Regions from separate parts of the Homo sapiens genome. Here region 1 is linked to region 2. Evidence: read pairs that join two places in POLR2A ChIA-PET (ENCODE). Cell type or tissue: K562. All regions are shown on one strand.

Evidence for each region. ChIA-PET counts read pairs that join two places held together with the same protein. Peaks named below come from ENCODE experiments on the same cell type or tissue, not always from the same donor. Only the 100,000 strongest peaks of a DNase experiment are listed, where the experiment ranks them.
Region 1: POLR2A ChIA-PET joins it to region 2 with 6 read pairs; 2 of 35 experiments call an interaction of 5 or more read pairs at or near these places.

What each region holds. Positions count from the first base shown.
Region 1 is chr7:106,677,549-106,682,548 of GRCh38, forward strand. No RefSeq gene overlaps it. Among named protein-coding and RNA genes, the nearest start is that of CCDC71L, 19 kb to the left of the region's middle. In K562, no CTCF peak of the experiment used is centred here; DNase peaks (open chromatin) are centred at 1,813 and 2,103.
Region 2 is chr7:106,567,159-106,572,158 of GRCh38, forward strand. It overlaps CTB-30L5.1 (a long non-coding RNA gene), which reads right to left. Exons shown (of 4, transcript NR_187788.1): 4 at 2,753-3,986. Among named protein-coding and RNA genes, the nearest start is that of CTB-30L5.1, 29 kb to the right of the region's middle. RefSeq lists enhancers at 1-100, 101-1,066, 1,067-2,032. In K562, CTCF peaks have their summits at 2,050 (motif pointing left) and 3,619; DNase peaks (open chromatin) are centred at 2,003, 2,555 and 4,017.

The sequences.
Region 1 (5,000 bases), 110 kb after region 2:
ACACCAAAAGCAATGGCAACAAAAGCCAAAATTGACAAATGGGATCTAATTAAACTAAAGAGCTTCTGCATGGCACAAGAAACTACCATCAGAGTGAACAGGCAACCTACAGAATGGGAGAAAATTTTTGCAACCTACCCATCTGACAAAGGGCTAATATCCAGAAACTACAAAGAAGTTAAACAAATTTACAAGAAAAAATCAAACAACCCCATCAAAAAGTGGGCAAAGGATATGAACGGACACTTCTCAAAGAAGACATTTATGTAGGCAATAGACATATGGAAAAATGCTCATCATCACTGGTCATCACAGAAATGCAAATCAAAACCACAATGAGATACCGTCTCACACCAGTTAGAATGGCAATCATTAAAAAGTCAGGAAACAACAGGTGCTGGAAAGGATGTGGAGAAATAGGAACACTTTTACACTGGTGGTGGGAGTGTAAACTAGTTCAACCATTATGGAAGACAGCGTGGCAATTCCTCAGGGATCTAGAACTAGAAATACCATTTGACCTAGCGATCCCATTACTGGGTATATACCCAAAGGATTATAAATCATGCTACTATAAAGACACATGCACACGTATGTTTATTGGGGCACTATTCACAATAGCAAAGACTTGGAACCAACCCAAATGTCCATCAATGATAGAGTGGATTAAGAAAATGTGGCACATATACACCATGGAATACTATGCAACCATAAAAACGGATGAGTTCATGTCCTTTGCAGGAACATGGATGAAGCTGGAAACCATCATTCTCAGCAAACTATCACAAAGAAAACCAAACACTGCATGTTCTCACTCATAGGTGGGAATTGAACAATGAGGACACTTGGACACAGGGCAGGGAACATCACACACTGGGGCCTGTTGGTGCGGTGGGGGTCGGGGGGAGGGATAGCATTAGGAGAAATACCTAATGTAAATGTCAAGTTGATGGGTGCAGCACACCAACATGGCATATGTATACCTATGTAACAAATCCACACGTTGTGCACGTGTACCCTAGAACTTAAAGTATATATATATATAAAAAGACCAGCACTCTTTTCAGCCCTGTTTCTCCTTGCTCATAGTAAAAGCATTCTACAATTGTTTTGAAACAAGTATTTTAATGTTGAACATTACAGAATCTTGTTTGGCTGTCTATAAAACTTCACCCTTTCCATGTTTATCTTCTTCTAATTTAAGTCCTGATTGACATGAACAAACTAGATTATCTATTAAGATATCATCAAGCTCTTAAATTCTTTGAACAAAAGAGGTATAAAATAAATATTTTTAAAAGATGAGAAGACATAGAAAGTAAAGCTTAGTGGTTCTCAACCAGCTGGGAAACCAAGCCTATGGAGCTGATGTAGTGGCCCAGGGTCTGTGACCAGGGGTCCCTCATAGACGTGTCCAGTGGGGGATGTGGCAGCCCAAGTGAACACAAAACACCTCCCAGCTGGGGCAAGGGCTCCCACAGCACTGGCGTCCTTCAGGCAGCAGCTACCACATCCCGGCCTGGGCACACAATTTGTAGGGAATTCTCAGGGAATTACATTTGGTATGATTGGGGAAAAGAAAGAAAGAGGGAAGTTAGTTTAGATCCCAGTTTGTGGTCCTCCGTAAGAGCTACCAAACAACCTTAGGTATAAGCTCAGGTTTATGCTGGGTCAGGCATTGAGTATATGCCTGTTAGTCAATGGTGAACTTCTCCTACCAAAAAAGAAAAAGCAGTTACTCCTCTCAAACCCTACCCCATACAAGAACTTGCTCCTACTTAGCCAAACTTACTTCCTCTTTTAGAGGAGCTTTTTACTGGCCATAGACAAAGAGAGAGGGCCACAGTAGACTTTGTTAAGAGGCTTATCTTTACTATCTCACCATTACAATCAACATTTTCTCCAACTCCAATCAACATCTGAGGGGTATGACACACTACCTGTTCTTTCCTGTTTTGGACTTGAGAATGAGAGATCACGATCAGCAACGTTGTTAAACCTCAAATCAACCCTGAGACTGTCCAGCTCAGACATCTAGTTAATGAATCAGTAAATGTCCTCATATGTCCTGATGTCAGCTGTTACTTACAGCTCTACTCATACTGATACAGACCACCAGGAGATTGTGACACGCACTTCACCCCTTCAAGGATGTGCCTGACCCTACCGTGACCCCACTGACTGCCAGTGTTAGAGATTTCCCAGAACTGTTTTAGATTTCAAAATATGTGGAAATTACTTTCTTGAGAAATTCTTCCACATTCAGGTGAAACATAATAAATAATCATTGCCTCAAGCAATAAATACATGAATAATATGGAAAATATGTTGGAGAAGGAAAGACCAAAGAGACCAAAGGGTTCTGTCACTTACACGATATTTTGATGTAACTTACTTAACTCTTATTTTCAAAGATTTGTATCTAGATTTACTGGAATTATTTTCCCCAAATTGTGCCCAGGAATACATTTCTACTGTCTCATCAGCCATCTCCCACTCTTTGTCGAGTAACTAAGCTGTATTTTAACGAATCTTTTCTTTTCTATATAAATGAAAAGGATCAAGGATCCTCTCCCAAATCATTTTCCCAGCTTTTTTTGCATTTTCCTCTCATAAAGATTTTTCAAAATAATCAGATAGCACAATATATTTTATATGGTAGTAAATTTTAATATAAAATGCATTTCTTATGAAGACAACATTATAGTAACATTAATAAAAATTAAAACAAAAATACACTTGGAGTATCAATATTCAAATACCTATTTTTATATTTCTTTACTTCTTTTCTTGCTTTTGTCAATTTTATATTGTCATATAGTTTTTTCACTTATATAATCGATGCTTTTAATTCTGGCTGTTCATCATAATATCATATTTTTCCTATCAGCCTGCTCAAATACAATATTTGTGAGACATTGAGGATATTAGGACATTGTTTTCAGCTTTTATAGATTATAAATAATTTATTCATATAAATATGGATTATAATAATGTGCCTTTTGAACTTTTATTTTTCTTCTTTTCACTATGTCTCTAAGATAGATTCCCTGGGTTGAGAAGTAAGAAGAAATTTGAAACTTCTCAATACATATTGCCATGTTGATTTTTAAGCAGATTACACTGAGTTACAATACTTCCAGCAATATATGTCTCACCCCAACCTTTCCAGCTCTAGGTGTTTTATATATTTTAAGCATTTTTTCCTGTCGTTATTAATTATTAGTTTAGTTGCATTTATTCTATTATTAGTGAGAGTAAGCATTTGATTTTATATATCTTGACCTACACTTATTTGCATTACCTTTTCATGATCTCTTACCCCTCCTATGGTTTCTACTATTTTTTGACATTTTAATCAGTAATTTGGATGACAGTTGACAGGCTTATTGGTTTATTTATTTAGAGACATGGTCTCTCTCTGTTACCCAGGCTGGAGTGCAGCAGCATGATCATGGCTCACTGCAGCCTTGACCTCCCAGGCTCAAGCAATCCTCCCATTTCAGCCTCCCCAGTAGCTGGTGTGTGCCATCACACCCACCTAATTTTTATATGTTTTGTAAAGACAGGGTTTCATCATATTGCCCAAGCTGCTTTTGAACTCCTGGGCACAAGCGATACACCTGCTTTGACCTCCCAACACGTTGGGATTACAGGCATGAGCCACCATGCCCGTTAGGTTTATCAGATTTAGAGTTCCCATGGAGCGATAAGGGAGAGCTAATATCTCCTTCTAAACTACCTGAAATAATGAACCAATTCTACAAAATGTAATTTCACAGAAACAAGTATAAAATCTATAAGTAGGGTCCAGAAACAACTGTGGAAGTGTACCATAAAAGAACTATATCTTAGAAGCTGGGTGTGATGGCGTGCTCTCATAGTCTCAGCTTTTCAGGAGGCTGAGAAGGATCACTTAAGCCCATGAGTTCTAGGTTACAGTGAGCTGTGATCACACCACTGCACTCCAGCCTGGGCAACAAAGTGAGACTCTGTCTCTTAAAAAAAGAAAACAACAATAACAACAGAAACAAAAGCAAAAACAAAAACAAAAAAACCCTACTAACTGGATGGAAAATTACCTAAAGAAAAAAAAAGTAAAACAAACAAACAAAACCAACTACTTTATGGCAAAAACCACAATTACTTTTGCACCAACCTAAAACTATAAGATCTATATCTTAATAGCAGTGATGTTTAAAGGATAAAGGGACCTTCCATTTTGCAAGTGTTCACTGCTCAAAAACTATTGTGATTCTACAGCTACCTTACTAATAATAGATCTGTTCTGCAACCTTTTGACCATTCCTGGAGTACTGTGTATAGTTTTGGGACACTGGAGCCTATTCCCAAGGGAACAACCAGGAAAATAAAGTGACTCAACAGTAGGGCATGGAAAGAATGGATAGATGTCTGGGGATATTTTGCCTGGAGAATACAAGTCTCGTGTGGGATGTTATTAATGACCTGTAAGCACTTTAATCTTTGCTTTTTCTCTGAGGTTCTAAGCAGAGCAGCACCTAGCCATGGAGCCATTGTGTGATAAGAAAAAAGCATCTCCATTGGGCAGACGAGTTGAGAAAGGTTCCCTCTTCTCTGGGCAGGCAGAGTGTCACACTTTGGAGCAAAGCATAGCAAGGGAAGTGTGGCTGCATTTCTGTCCCCATTTATCCCCTTGGTTACTCACTTTGAGGCACAAATGGTTCAACTGTATGCAGTGGCCCTAGCTCTAAAATGGATCAATAAACTATGGCCAAAGACCAAATCCAGCCTACCACTTGTTTTATAGATAAAATCTTGTTGCAGTGCAGTCACACTCATCCGCACTGTCTAGTTTGCTTTCCTGCTACAATGGCAGAGTTGAATAGCGGCTATATGGCCCACAAAGCCTAAAATATTTACTGCGTACCCCTTCACAGAAAAAGTTTGCCAACCTCTGTTCTATAACGGCTTTAGTAATCTACTGACAAACATCAGGATTTGGAGTGCCACTTAGGGTT
Region 2 (5,000 bases):
CAATGCTGCAGCAAACCTCTGTGTTCGTATGTCCTTAACACTACCCTTTTATTTCTACTGGGCTACACTCCAAAGAGTGCAATTGCTGGAACGAGGGGTACGTGTCCTTTTAATTTTAATAGATATTGTCAAATGTATTTCCCAAAAGATTTTAGCACATCACAGTTCACCAGCAGAGTATCAGAGTACATTCCTGTCAGGACTCTGAGCCCAAGCTAAGCCGTCATATCCCCGGTGACCTGCACATATACATCCAGATGGCCTGAAGCAACTGAAGATCCACAAAAGATAACATTCCACCATTGTGATCTGTTCCTGCCCCACCCTAACTGATCAATTGACTTTGTGACAATACACCCTCCCCGCCCTTGCGATAACGTACTTTGTGATATTCCGCCGCCCTCGAGAATGTACTTTGTAATATTCTCCCCCACCCTTAAGAAGGTACTTTGTAATATTCTTCCCATCCTTGAGAATGTACTTTGTAAGATCCACCCCCTGCCCACAAAAATTGCTCCTAACTCCACCGCCTATCCCAAACCTATAAGAACTAATGATAATCCCACCACCCTTTGCTGACTCCTTTTTCAGACTCAGCCCGCCTGCACCCAGGTGAAAAAAACAGCCTTGTTGCTCACACAAAGCCTGTTTGATGGACTCTCTTCACACGGACGCATGTCACAATTCCTATCTCCAACACTAGCATATGATATTATAGCTCTTTTCTCCAGTCTAAGTGTAAAATGGTGTTCTATTGTTAACTTCCATTTGCTTTTTTCTGACCACTAGTGAATATGAGCATGTGGGCTAGCCGTTTCAATGTCTGTGAAGTGTTTATCCTTTGTGCATCTTTATCTCATCATTTTGCCCTTTTCTCATCAAATTTAAGAGCTTTTATCATAGGCATAAACTGTCACTTGCATTACAAATGTACTTTTCTTATTTTGTATTAACCTGTTGACTTTATAATTTTAAAAGTCTTTCCTTTCCTTCTTTTATAGCTTCTAGTCACAGTTTAAAAGGTCTCTCCCACCCCTAGAATATACACATAGCCTGCCAGATTTTTAAACAATACCTTGTTATATTTTTTACATTTAAAATTTTAATCTGAAATGGATTTTTCCATGCGGCATAAGGAGTCCATATTTATTTTCTTCCAAATGGAGAGCCAGTTGGGCCAGTGCCATCTATCATACATCTTTTCCCCATTGTTTTATATTAAAGTCTCATTTATACTGGGATTTGTATCTGGCTATTTCTAGCAGCCACTGTAAAGAGGAAACACAAATGCCTGGAAGGGTAACCAACATTTTAGCCATTGTAATTTTGAGGTGTTGAGAATTTAGGTAATTATTCTTCATTGCTTTGCTGTATGGTTTTTTTCCATAATAAACATGCATTATTGGTGTTACAAAAATAAATGGATGGTGGGGGGCAGGGGGAGGACCAGTAAACACAATTAGTTTCATCATTCATAGTGTCTGTCCCGGGACAAATACAAGCCAGCAACTACCAGCAGCAGCATTGCTATTCCTGGAATGGAGACCTGAGAAGATTTTACCCTCAGGGAGAAATGTAATAGGGTTGTTCCCAGAGACACTGGAAAATCTCTTTAAATGCCAGCTTGCCGGAGGTGGGGACTGATTAAGTTTTGGGAAGTCATTTCATTCAGTAAGCTCATTGTGAAATAAGCATGAGGTGGTGATTTAATGTGTGATTGGCAGGCATTGCATATTCAAGCACAAGGAGTTTAATTGATTGGAAGAGCAGGTTGCCCTGAGCTGATGCAATAAATACTAAGGTTGAGTGTGCTGTTTGAAACTAGTGAAGTGATGCAATCATCTCCCATGTTCAGCAGCAGCCTAATTGCTGGCAAGAATTTAAATGCTTAAAACGGTACTTGGATGATTACAGAGCACATTCAAATTATGTAAAAGTGACCAGATCCCATAGCTCCAGGGCACAGCATCTGTCCTTAAGTGATAAGGGTCAGTTAAAGCTCTAAAACTGTAAACAGTGCATTGGCCCCATTGAAGCCCCTGGAGGAAATTTGCAGAGTCACAGCCATCTGCTGCCTAAAATAACAAGTAGCAGGGTCCCTTCCCAGCGCAAAATGGCCACCTAGCAGCACAGCCCAAGGTGACCTGCACAGGCTCCCAGCCTTTTCCACCTTGCACATTACCTTAGGGAAGGTCAAAGTATGAGTATTAGCCAAAACCTTCTACAGTCCCCTTGAAGGCCTGGGATTTGCAGGAACTAGTGTCTGCTGCAAATAAAAGTACATACTGGGATTCCAGTTCATGCCGGAGGAACCCTAAAACAGTAGTGAATGGTTTCCCCAAGCCTGCTTATGTTAGATATGAGTTCTAAATTTCAAAGAATATGTCAGTATGTTCAATTATTTGTCTTCTACTTTTAAACTTCCTCATAAAGCAACCTTTTCCGATTACATTCTCCACCCTGACTCATTCTGATTACCTGCTCTGTCATAACCATTTTTCCCGCCAAACCACTCACCCCCGCCACTCTCTTTAAGTTAGCCAATCGGAATTAGTTTAGCCTGTGCTGTCTAACCCTAGCCAATAGAGGAACGACACAGCAGAGGGGCCACGTGCCCATCAGGGACAAGAACCCCTTCCTTTCCCTTGTCCAAGTGTGCGCTCATCATTGCTCCATCTGTAAGGGCACACTCTTCTGTAGAAGTAACTTGCCTTGCTGAGAATTAAAAATAAAATTTTATATTCGCGTGCTATTTCTTTTGCGGCACCAAAACTTTATAACAATTAGAGTAAGTACAACATCACATTTCTTGGCACAGCTTTCTACTCCCCCCACCCCCCACCCAAGTGTGCAAATAGCAGAATGCCAAAGCTGGGCTCAGTAAGTCAGTGGGGAGCCAGAACTGAGTGGCCCATGTAGGCTGCTCGCTGAGGGTCTACAAACCCAAAGATAAATTTTAAAGTATCAGGATTACATCTCTTTCAGGTAATTCTCCTTAAAACAGAATTCTTCATAACTGAGTCTATAAACACTGTTGGCCCTCAGTGAGTTTGAGATGATATTCTATGATGCTGATGAAATACAAAACTATATTTCCACAGTCGGTTGATGCCCTCCTTATGACAGCCAGAGAGCCTCATGATGTCTCAGTGGAAGGCTACTCCACCTTCATCTACAGGTGGTCTGAGGGAGGAGGATCAGGGTCAGGGCCAAGAAATTTTGGGTGGGGAAGGGCAAGCAGGGACCCAGCAGTTTTTATCTTCTCCATTTCAACAGATCTTGAGGCTCTAGAGTTTTACTTGATCAGAGTCATAATCCCAGTCTTGAGCATTTTAAAGCAGGTGTTCCCACGTATCCACCTTGACCAATAAATAAAAATCTCCTATATGTCTTTTAACATAGAGAAATACATTAGAATTTCCTGGCCTGGAATACCTTCCAAGACAAACTGGTCAGGAGATAAAATGCCTAAATATTGGGGGCGTCTTCCAAAAATTCTAATTTTGGTTTTGGAATTATGTATATTGAACCCATTATTTAGCTAAGAAATGAATGACAGGATGAAAAGGGTGTTTCCCCTTCCAGGTGGCCAACAATTTTTGATTCCAAATATTTAATTAGGCTGGCTGAGTTTTTTCACTTGTGATTGGTTTTTTGCTTCTGTTTCCCCTTTCCTGGTTTTTGGCTGCAGAACAGTCCTTACAAGACTCAGCACTTGAAACTTGAGTCCCAGATGTGCCAGACTAAAATGCAGAAAAAAAACCCGATCTTTAAATTATTAGCAACACCCTTGATAGCAGATGAGAAATTTCCTCTTCAAAGACACAGGAAGTGGACTTGTATACAGTTCAAATGCAGCAGCAGGGCATTGAGAGAGTTTGAAAACCTCCAGGTCCTGAATGAACACAGCCTGTCCTCCAGGGTCAGGAACTCAGTGTCTTCCAAGGCCGACCTTCCAACTTGGTTGAACTCTATTTCCTGATGTGCTGAGATAACGCAATAAAGTTGCAAGTAGCCCTCCTCCCCCCGCCCCACACTCCCCCCCACACACACTCTTGCCTGTCCTCTCCCCAGTCCTACCTGTCAGGACAGTTCTCAGGTTTCCTATAAGAGAAACAGGTGGGAAGGCGGAGGAGAGGGATGCTTTGGTTGGGGAGAATGGTGCTGAGGGCAGCCCTGGCATGGGAATGACAGAGGGTAGGAAGTTGCTGAAGACTTCTGCATAGCCCTCGTGTGGAACAAGAAAACCAAGGGCTTTATTTATTCTGACCTGTCTTGGTGGCATAGACAGCGTCTGAGTGGACATCTGCTCTGTTCACCTGTCCATCCCTCATTCCCCCTTCTTCAGCTAAGCAGCTGGAGTTTTTATTTTGGGGAACCACCTCATTCTCAGACTATGAGCTTTAGGCAGGGGGCTCCTTCCCCTACACCCCCCTGCCCATGTTCAGGGTGACATGGAACTCAGGCTGAGCCAATCAGCATCATTCTCCTGGGTCACAGAGTTTTATTGGAAGGCGATCCCTGGAGGGTGCTACCTTAGTGAATGGGTGACCTGTAGGAGTGTGAATTGGAGCCACCGAGCTTGCATCCCCAATGCCTGTCCTCTAAGAGCCCACCATGGGGAAAGACAGCAGTGGATGCAGAGGCCAGGAATGGAGATGGACTTCTACAACCATGATGTGAACCCAGGAGTGACTGAAGTCACTCTAGCCCTGGCTTCTGAGGTTGTGTTATAAATTCTCCCTTTATTTTTTCTAATCTGTCCTAAGGTTCCGTTCCTTGTAACCAAACATTTCCTGATTCATCTAGTGGTCTTTTGACCACATTGCTTTGGGAGCTGAGCTGTTTGAGTGTGAAACATACCTGCATGAAGCTTCCTCTCATTGGAACTGACAGTAAGTCTCTTCCCTTAGACAGGTGACTTCTGTCAGCTTCCCTAACTTCCTCCTCTTCAGGTTAACACTCCCAGTTCCTTGTAATACTTTTCACAGGAGTTTCTC